Linked DNA regions of Mus musculus: region 2 is linked to region 1. The links are chromatin contacts, found by Hi-C or POLR2A ChIA-PET in ENCODE. All regions are on one chromosome and are shown on one strand. The core of a region is the stretch at or near the end of the contact, and the rest is flanking DNA. Distances in the headings are between cores, read along the strand shown.

Region 1 (5,334 bases), core at 1,017-3,516:
AGCAGAGAACAGATATAAGAGCTGGCAGATCTGGTAGATCTGGGGTCTCATCTTTGCTTTTTCACTTGTGGCTTAATACATTCTTTGAGTTTCATTTTCTTCTCCTCCCCCTCCCTCTTCCTCATTCCCCACTTCCTCCCTTCTCCTTCTTTCCATCTTTCTTTGTATGAGGCATGGGTGTGTCTATTGCACACTTGCTGTAATGCACATGTAGAAGTCGGAGGACAACCTTGTAACATCTTACTTAATTTCCCTTTGGGCTAAGTATGGCAGCCTCACTGGCCCATGAGAGTCTTGACTTTCTTGGATTTCCATTGCCTATCTTGTCATAGTAGCACTGAGATTACATATACACGTTCAAACACTCAGCTTTTTACTTGGGTTCTGGGGATTTGAACTCAGCTCTTTGAATTCACGTGGCAAGCAGTTTACAAGCCTGAACTTTCCCTGCAGCCTGAACTTTGTTTTCTGAGCTTCAAGATACTACAGTTGGGTGAACAGATTTTAGTACATCCATGTAAGCACACATAGGGCAGATATGGGCTCAACTGAGAGACTCTGTCTCAAAAGATAAGGTGGAGAGTGATCAAGAAGGACTCTCAACATTAACCTAGGGCCTAATCATGCAGATGGCACCGTTTCTTGGCTTTAGTTCCAGGCCTGTTTAGCAGCGGAGAAGTTGAGTTGACCAATCATACATGTATTCATTCCCTTCCTGCCCTTGACTAGCTGCTTAGAAGTTCCTGCTGCCTTGACTGGTTCACTGGCCTAGAAGTGAAAGCTGGAATACTACCATCCTCCTCTGAGTTTCTTTGGTGATCCCATCACCAGGAGCAAAGCAGAATAGTGGGGATAACAGTTTCCTAGGAAATGCTGGAGAGGCATTTCACACGGGAGGAACCCAACATGGAAAATCTAAGAAGAAGGACAAGATCGTCCCAGGAGGAAGCCTTGACTTACCCAAGGTCATATATGATGGGTATGAGTGAACTCCAGAAGTGACACTTCTTCTGTTGACGCCACATTTTGATTCTTCCTTAAATATAGTGACTATGTCACATAGTCTACAACCAACACTGTGCTGGGATCTGCCAATGTCAGTGGGATTATGAGCCTGTCTTCTGACCTCATGCTTCTCTACTTCCTCCAGAGTTTGAGACTATAAAGGTCACCTTTACATTCTATGTCTTTCGTCTTCCTGAGCTTGACCCTCTGCTTCGGAAGACGCATGCTTAAGCTTGCCTAGAAACCCTCATTGCACAGCCCTTTAGTTGCCCCTTCTGTATGACTCTCTTTGTAGACAAAACCACAAACCCCGATGGGCAATTAGAGATTTTCAGTGGCAGCAATTTGGGATGATTTTGGCTAATTGCTGTCCTGTGTGAAAGAGTGGACATCGTCTTTGACAGCTGGCCTGAGCAGTCAGCAGTGTGTGAGGAGAGTTTCTCTTCTGACTTTGAAAGTGGTGGTGGGGGCAGGGTGGGCAGTGACCTGCTGTAGTCAGTCAGAAATGTTGTGTCTGCCTTTAGCCCTGCACTGGCAAACCCCTGAGCTCTGGCAGACACTGCACAGATTAAATAGGCTTTAGAGTATGCAGAGTTATATTCTCACTCACAGTTTAGCAAGTTTAACAAGGGTTGCTACTTTGTCTCAGCTGAACTGGGAGGATCCCTAGACAAGAAAAGGATGGGGAGTTTGATGACCTCATTATTTACTCTCCTAACGTTTGTTGGGAGTAAATTGTGTGGCCCCTTACTTCCCTCTCTCCCTCCTTCCTTGTTTTCTCCCTTCTTCCCTTCCTTCTCTTTTCTCTTTTCTTTTCTTTTCGTTTCTTTTCTTTTCTTTTCTTTTCTTTTCTTTTCTTTTCTTTTCTTTTCTTTTCTTTTCTTTTCTTTTCTTCTCTCTCTCTCTCTCTCTCTCTCTCTCTCTCTCTCTCTCTCTCTCTCTCTCTTCCTCCCTTCCTTCCTTCCTTCCTTCCTTGCTTCCTTGCTTCCTTGCTTCCTTGCTTCCTTCCTTTCAGTTATACTTTTCTGCTTCAGACAACCAAGCACACCACCAGAGAAAGAGGAAATCAGTTTCCATTCTTACTTTCTTCTAAGGGTAAAAGAATGCACTGGTTTCCTCCCATGGGATCCCTTTCCATCTCTGCCAGGGTCATCAGTGGGGTGGTGTTAAGTGCTGTGCGAAGGCTGGGAAGGTTCTTGTTGCCACACTCTCTGCCTGTGGTTTGTGTCACCTCTGGGCACTGTCCTTGTTCTCCTGAAAGCCGTGGTGTTTACAGTGAATGCAGCATGCTGGGATCACACTGTGAAGCTGTAGGGGGTGTCTGAGTTCACATGTCCTGCATTCCAGGCAAATGTTTTTAATATTGAGCAATGCTATGGTTTGCCAGGGTGAGGTCTGTGCTATTGGAATGCCACCGAAAAGGAAAGTCCCGGACAGATAGTGACTCAAATCATCTCCTCCACTCACAATCCTCGGGGCTTTAATTCCTACTCAATTCCCTCATGATAAATACAGCTCCGTGTGCTTACTGACCGCACCGCTCTTATTGGTTCTGATAAGTACAACTTTCCAAGAGATAGGGACGCAAATTGTCATATTTTGTTGAGTCATGTGTGCTCAGCAACTCTTTCCCAAACATTGCATCAGTAATTGGCAGCTCCCTGGTCTCTGCTGTATGACACTCTATGCCCAGGAAAAGCTCTATCCATTTCATGAAAGAAAGAAAGAAAGAAAGAAAGAAAGAAAGAAAGAAAGAAAGAAAGAAAGAAAGAGAGGAAGGAAGGAAGAAAGGTCTCTCTCTGCCTGGCTGTGATAGCCTGCTCTTAAGGAAGCTGAACCCCCAAGGGAGCAAAGACAAACTGCATTTTCAGATAAGTTAGAAAACTATGGCTATTTTACTTTCCACCTCCACTGGTCTCCTAGCAACAAGACAGCTGATGACTTCTACCAGGAAAAGGAAGCCTGGAACTTGGGGGAGCCCGTCTGAATTCTTGCTCGCAGTCTGATTTATTTGAAGCTTGGCTGCATTCTTGGGTGTGGAGACCCAGAAGTCCAGTCATCGGGGCATTCCCTGACCTTCACTTGACCTCCATCAATGCACAGATAGAGGGAAAACAGATGAGAGGTGCTTTCACAAGATTTCTTTCACAAGAATCTGCTTGGTGGGGAACAGATATTTCCTTTGATTTGAGGAAGGGCAGTCGAAAGCCTGCCTGTGACATGGAATGAAATCTCAGAAAAAGCAAGGAGCTAAGTGGGTATCAGAAACCAGGGGTCCTACTGGTGTCAATCTCTCCCTGAGGAGTTCAGGCAGGGAGTTCTTGTGCCCTTGTTCTTACATAGTGTTGATATTCTCAACTATAAAGTAAGGGGATTGAAACAGATGTCCTTTCAGGGTTGTAGGCCTCTATGTGTTCTTAAATAGTTTCCCAAATATACCATTATATCATCAGCCTTTCTGATTGTCTGTCTGTCTGTCTGTCTGTCTCTCTCTCTGTCTCTCTCTCTGTCTCTCTCTCTCTCTCTCTCTCTCTCTCTCACACACACACACACACACACACACACACACAGAGAGTCACTACATGTTGAGCAAGAATCCAAACTCAGGTGTGGCTCCTACCCTATTCATACAGCAGCAGCTATGTGGCTGACATCCGTGTCTTGTTAGATGGTTTTACTATCAACCGCTATTAGCCTGTGGAAGTAGAACTGGGAGATTCTTTTAACAGAGACTTAAGTTGTACTCTGCCTTTTAACATCTGGTAGACTTAGAAATAGGAATAAGAGCCTTTGAGTAGTTGCTACAATGTGGATTAGGAACCAGTGAAATGATGTGCATACTCAGTGCCTGTTCCATAGTAAGAGCTCAGTAAACAAGGAAGGGAGCTGGAAAGACAGACAGACAGACAGACACACACACAGATTTGTTCTAGGTCCCTGGAGTGTAGGGACTTGTCCTAATTGTCCCCTCACCTTGATATATTGTGTGGCACACAGATCAGAACTAACTTCTTTAGCCCAACATATTCAGCGCGCACACACACACACACACACACACACACTTGCACACACACAGGTACACACAGAGTTGTTCACACATAAATACACACTCATATACTCATGTACACACAGTCACATCCACACCCACATAGGCATATACATGCACACCTGCACAGGTATGCTAAAGAGTAATGAACACACCCAGTCTTGCCAGAACTTTTAAGCAAGGGCCTGAATTTTATAGCCACACTGCACAGCTAAAGTAACTGTCAGATGATCTAACAGTGATTGATATTTCATATACCACTTAGAATTGTTCTTCAATAATTCCTGGAATATGCAGTTTTGGCTTTGCCCAACACTCTTGATTCTGCACTGATTAGATAATATTAGGGCACTTCTTACTGTCCCCCTGCCACTCTTCCTTGCTCATCCCTTATTATGTCTTACACTTTTCTTTTTTAAACTTCATTGTTTCATAGCAGCTTCTCCAGATAGAGTTTGCTACTCTTCACAACCGTGAGGCTCAGGATGTGAGGGAGTAAAGACAACAGAGTGGGGAAGGACGCACAGTAATGTAACTTTCATGTCTCTATTCAAATGGAATGTGAGATGATGTGGTGGTACAGGCCTTCAATCTCAGCCTCTGGGAGGGGGAGGAAGGAGGGTCAAGAGTTCATTGTCATCTTTGACCGAGTGGTAAGTTTAGGATCAGCCTGCCCTACAAGGTACTTGACTTCCAAATGAATACATAGATTGCTAGGCAACTAAATGTAGAGGATAGAAGGAAGAACATGACAGATATCTTTTGCTGAAGAGAAAACTTGCTACCTTGAAGCAGTAAAAAACAACAAATCAAATCAAATCAAAACAAAACAAAAAAAAAATCAAAAACCAAAAACCAGAAAACCCAAAAAACCCAAAAACCCCCAAAACCTATCTTCCCCTGTATCATCACTACGGAGCCTTCCTGTGTTTCTAGCTTTAAGCTCACGATATACTTTTTATTTCTTGCCACTAATGACCTTGGAGGATGAATACCAATGATTAGACCTTAATTTCAAAGGGCATACTTATTGACACTTAGACAAATTAACTAGTGAACCCATATAACCTGAGCTATACTGGTACAATGAACATTTCTGCCTAGGTAGCATGACTCCAGAGCAAACCCTGCTGGCAAGCATGATCCACTGACTTACTCAGGATCCCTGGGTTCTTGTGGTCCCTGCTGACCCAGAGCCTCCTTTTGGCTCATCTTGAAGGCATCCCACCCTTATGGTACTACACATCATTGCCCCTCAGATTAAGAATCATTTGTCCAGAAGC
Region 2 (5,457 bases), core at 1,907-4,406, 98 kb before region 1:
CACACTTCAGTCTTCATTTTTCTTGAGTTGCATGTGTTTAGGAAATTGTATCTTATATCTTGGGTATCCTAGGTTTTGGGCTAATATCCACTTATCAGTGAGTACATATTGTGTGAGTTCCTTTGTGAATGTGTTACCTCACTCAGGATGATGCCCTCCAGGTCCATCCATTTGGCTAGGAATTTCATAAATTCATTCTTTTTAATAGCTGAGTAGTACTCCATTGTGTAGATGTACCACATTTTCTGTATCCATTCCTCTGTTGAGGGGCATCTGGGTTCTTTCCAGCTTCTGGCTATTATAAATAAGGCTGCTATGAACATAGTGGAGCATGTGTCCTTCTTACCTGTTGGGGCATCTTCTGGATATATGCCCAGGAGAGGTATTGCTGGATCCTCCGGTAGTACTATGTCCAATTTTCTGAGGAACCGCCAGACGGATTTCCAGAGTGGTTGTACAAGCCTGCAATCCCACCAACAATGGAGGAGTGTTCCTCTTTCTCCACATCCTCGCCAGCATCTGCTGTCACCTGAATTTTTGATCTTAGACATTCTGACTGGTGTGAGGTGGAATCTCAGGGTTGTTTTGATTTGCATTTCCCTGATGATTAAGGATGTTGAACATTTTTTCAGGTGCTTCTCTGCCATTCGGTATTCCTCAGGTGAGAATTCTTTGTTCAGTTCTGAGCCCCATTTTTTAATGGGGTTGTTTGATTTTCTGAAGTCCACCTTCTTGAGTTCTTTATATATGTTGGATATTAGTCCCCTATCTGATTTAGGATAGGTAAAGATCCTTTCCTAATCTGTTGGTGGTCTCTTTGTCTTATTGACGGTGTCTTTTGCCTTGCAGAAACTTTGGAGTTTCATTAGGTCCCATTTGTCAATTCTCGATCTTACAGCACAAGCCATTGCTGTTCTGTTCAGGAATTTTTCCCCTGTGACCATATCTTCAAGGCTTTTCCCCACTTTCTCCTCTATAAGTTTCAGTGTCTCTGGTTTTATGTGAAGTTCTTTGATCCATTTAGATTTGACCTTAGTACAAGGAGATAAGTATGGATCGATTCGCATTCTTCTACATGATAACAACCAGTTGTGCCAGCACCATTTGTTGAAAATGCTGTCTTTCTTCCACTGGATGGTTTTAGCTCCCTTGTCGAAGATCAAGTGACCATAGGTGTGTGGGTTCATTTCTGGGTCTTCAATTCTATTCCATTGGTCTACTTGTCTGTCTCTATACCAGTACCATGCAGTTTTTACCACAATTGCTCTGTAGTAAAGCTTTAGGTCAGGCATGGTGATTCCACCAGAGGTTCTTTTATCCTTGAGAAGAGTTTTTGCTATCCTAGGTTTTTTGTTATTCCAGATGAATTTGCAAATTGCTCCTTCTAATTCGTTGAAGAATTGAGTTGGAATTTTGATGGGGATTGCATTGAATCTGTAGATTGCTTTTGGCAAGATAGCCATTTTCACAATATTGATCCTGCCAATCCATGAGCATGGGAGATCTTTCCATCTTCTGAGATCTTCTTTAATTTCTTTCTTCAGAGACTTGAAGTTTTTATCATACAGAAGCTGTCTGGTTCTCTGGCGCACCCTCTAACCTGTTCAGACTAATTTCCTAGGTCCCGCGGAGTCCCGGAACCCAGATGGCGACCACTGCTGCTGAGGCTGAGGCCGCCTCCCAAGCCAGGCGGACACCTGTCCTCTGGTCCTCTGGTCCGGATGGTGGCCGGTTGTCTGCGGCCCGCCCAGGCTGCTGCCTCAGCGGCTCTGTGCTTCCGCCCGTCCCAGAAGCTGTCCGGTTCTCTGGCGCACCCTCTAACCTGTTCAGACTAATTTCCTAAGTTCTGCTGAGTCCCGGAACCAAGATCATGTTTAAACTGCAGTCATAGCAACAAAACAAGACACGATAGCACTGTTTTTGTTCTATGTGCTGGGAACTGTCATCAATTCTTCCTTCTCACCAAATTATTTTATCCTCATCTGACTGCCATGGTACAGTTGATATTGTAGAATTCATTTCTCAGATGAAGCATCTTAGGGAGAGAGGTTAACTGCTGTGTTCCACCCTCCTGTCTAGATTTCTCAATGGTAAAAGCAAGATTCAGAAGCTCAATTGGCTCTGGGATGCTTGCTCTTAAGCCCTCTACAATGTTCTAAGTGGCTGTCAGCAGCAGCGCCTGCTCATCCATGAATCAAAGGTCCCATCTCTCTTTCAGTCTATGCCCTGGATGCAAAGATAGCAACCTGGCAAAACATAAGGAAGTAGAGGTTAGGAATCTGGCAGACCTGAGTTGAACTGTAAGTTCTTTAGCTGGTGATTGTGAGCAAACTAACTTCACTGAGCCTTGGCCAGTGTGGGAACAATGCTATTTATCCGGTACAGGATGTTTAGGACTGTCATAAACCGGTTGGGGAAGTTTCCATGTTTAAATAAAATGCTACCATATTCTTCTCAGGTAAGAGTAGATGGAAGGGAGCAAGCTCCCAGGGATAGGATGACCTTTATTCCTGTTGACAGGGAGAAGGAATAGAGTCCAGTTGCTGTTAGACTCAGAGGGAAGCCCCTGTCCTTTGGTTCAGCCTTAAGGTGTCATTACCTTAAGTCACAGTAGCCACTGACATTCTTTGTAGGACCAAGTTATGTAGAGATCTTGGTGATTCCTGACCCAAGCTACAGTATTCAAAGTCTCTTCATATTTTGGGTTCTCTGGTCGTTCTGAGCCTCCAGACAGTGGGTGCTTTTTCATGTGGAGATACTGCTGAGTCCTACCCTCAGCTTTCCCGCCCTGTGAGCTTTCTAAAGAGGCCCCAGAGACGGCTTCTGATCCTTTCCAGGAAATCCAACTGGGTGCTCTGAAACAGAGTTTCTCAGTAAGGCTTGCTTCTGAGGATTACTTCACTCCAGGGCTCCATTCTCTCTCAAACTGCCTTCCAGTGCCCAGGCACAGCTCTGTCCACGACTCTGTCTCTTCCTCAACTCTTCTACACCTCATTACCTCCTTCTGACCTCCCATTGTCAAAGGAAGAGAGGTGCTGGCCTTATAAGCCAGCCTGCCTTAGCAGAAGATTCAGCCCCTGGAGATGGGGAAGAAGCACATTTGGCCCTGTTATAGCCACGGAGAGCTGACTCTATCTGGATGTTGGACTTGCTGTACAATCATCCCTGGAAAGTCACGGAACCTTCTTGGCCCCAGGCCTGGAAGGGAGACTGTGGCCTCACTGAAAGCAACAGTTCAAGCTGGCTGCCTTTCCATTGGCTTGCTTCCTCTTTTGGAGTATTGTTCCTTTGCTTCTGAGAATCTTTGCCACCCAGAGCAATGCACCGACTCAATGCGCAGACTCAATAACATTTAGTGTCATGCAGATTTAACTCTACTCATTAGCAGAAGTAAATTCTTAGCCATCATTCTCAATCTCCCTACTTGCCTTCTGTCTTAGCTTCTTCTCTTATTGCTTTGGTTTAAAAAAAATGCTCTGACAAAACTAATTTACTAGAGAGAACATTTATTTCAGAACACAAGTTGCGGTCCATCAAAGTAGGGAAATCACAGCAATGAGAACTTGCATGGTGAAGCGTCTATCCAATCTGTAGTTCTTCCTTCTCATTCAGGCCTTGCTTCTAATCCAAGCGTGCTACCCACAATGGATGGATCAATAAACCTCAAGCAATCCAGTCAAGAGAATTCCTTGTATATACCCAGAAGCCTATTTCCTTGGCTTTCCTAGGTCTCATGAAGTTGACAATTAAGACTGACCATCACAACTTCTAATGCTAGTTCACTCATATACTAGTAGTATGATTTAGGTGAAATTATAATTCATTTTGTTCTAGCCTCCTCATCTGTACTGTGAGATATTGACAGTACTGATTGCCTGTGGTTGCTTGAACTGGTGGTTACAATACCGCATGCAGCACACACACACACCCTTCCCCCATAAGACTGCAGTCATACCTTTTCCGTGCTGGCATAGTATGTTGGACACAATGTACTTTCCTTCCTTGACTTTGAACTTAGCCATGTGACTTCTTGTGCTCTATGGGAAGCATAGTCTTATCACCCAATTGGAGAACGGAATGTGTGGAAGGTTTCTCTTCTGTCACGGTCACAGTAAGAAGGGGCCTTTGGTGATGGAGTGTAATGTAGATACCTTTCCACAAGCCCTGCTTACATCAGCCAACACCCAGGTGACCAGCTGCCAGGAGGGTGAAGAATAAGCGTTGTTATCATATGCCCTTGAATTTCTTGTTTCCCTGTCCCCACCTCCCTAGTGTTGGGGTTACAGATGTGTACCACGATGCTCAGTTATTTGGTTCTGGAGATTAAGCTCAGGTCTCTGTACATAATAAAGAAGCCCTCTACTGAGTGAACTACAACCCCAGCCCTTTCTTCTTCCTTTCCTTGAAGCCCCCGTGATCATAACTGGGGCCACCAGAATCATCCAGAATCATCTCCTTATTTTAAACAAATCAACAGCTTTAGTTCGGTTTGCCTCCTAAATACCCATTTGCCATGTAACCTGGTATTCATTCCCAGGTTTGGGGGGTTAGAGCATAGGCATTGTGGTGGTCTTTATTTTAGCTTCTACAACCCACACTGGACACACACAATATTATACTTCTATCAATTCATCCCGTTGTTATAAGCCCTAACATTTAATCTACGACAGGAAAATGAGGTGGAGTGCCCTCTGATGATCCCCCCCCCCCCACACACATCCCCTTTTAGAAGAGTTTGTTTTACTGGAAAGATCGCTGCTGGGAAACAGGTATGGTCTTTTGCCTGTCAGGCACTACAAGCAGTGGGTTTATGAGACAGAACAAAGTCGTATAAGATTCTTAGGTGCCTTTGATGCAAAGCAGAGACACTCGGATTGGTGATGCTTATCATGTGTAATTTGATGGGTGTCATGTTGCTTAGGATGTCCCTTGATAGGTAAAAATGTACCATATTAGCGATTAACTGAGCTGCCTCAGAGGGGCCACATGGCAAGACCAAGGACAGCCAACTTCTATCTCTCCATGATGATCTGGCAGCCAGGAGACCCTCTGATCTTCCCCCACACAATGGATTTTAGGGAAAAAGAAACTTCCTGACCTGACTGATATCAATTTGAAGGAAATAGCTGGCTTTTGTGGGACAAGAAAACAAAATCCAGCAAGCATGATAGATACCCTTTGACTGGTTTGCATTCTGCTGAGTAGCTGGCTACAGCATGAACAACTACCTTCAGATTTGGGGCAAGGGGTGATATGTTAACCACTTGTGGGTGAACACAGGGTGGTATAAGTAGGGAAAGGAAAAGAATCAGGAAAAAGCAACTCGCAGGCTTGTGGGGTTCCAGCATGGGCTTTTACAGAATTGCCATCAGAAAGTAGACAGATACTTTTGGGTTCTGGTAGCTAGTTGCCTGTCTTCCTACCTGGTTTCTGCTATTGATCAATAAGTGCCTTTAG

Evidence for each region. A loop is a pair of places that touch in the nucleus more often than their neighbours do. ChIA-PET counts read pairs that join two places held with the same protein, here RNA polymerase II (POLR2A).
Region 2: a loop to region 1 is called in a map of adrenal gland, with 2.1 times the contacts of the local background. The contact joins two enhancer-like sites. A Hi-C loop is called at or near these places in 2 of 37 maps with a recorded cell type or tissue (adrenal gland and heart). POLR2A ChIA-PET finds 5 or more read pairs at or near these places in 1 of 5 experiments (Patski).

What each region holds. Positions count from the first base shown.
Region 1 is chr15:62,326,178-62,331,511 of GRCm38, forward strand. No RefSeq gene overlaps it. Among named protein-coding and RNA genes, the nearest start is that of Pvt1, 290 kb to the left of the region's middle. Within about 2 kb of position 2,267, at least 2 of the 3 ENCODE cell types and tissues checked have a DNase peak (open chromatin) inside an H3K27ac peak, as active enhancers do; they include heart, where a contact is called at or near this core.
Region 2 is chr15:62,226,880-62,232,336 of GRCm38, forward strand. The region is part of intron 2 of Pvt1 (Pvt1 oncogene); the gene reads left to right. Among named protein-coding and RNA genes, the nearest start is that of Pvt1, 190 kb to the left of the region's middle. Within about 2 kb of position 3,157, at least 1 of the 3 ENCODE cell types and tissues checked has a DNase peak (open chromatin) inside an H3K27ac peak, as active enhancers do; it is heart, where a contact is called at or near this core.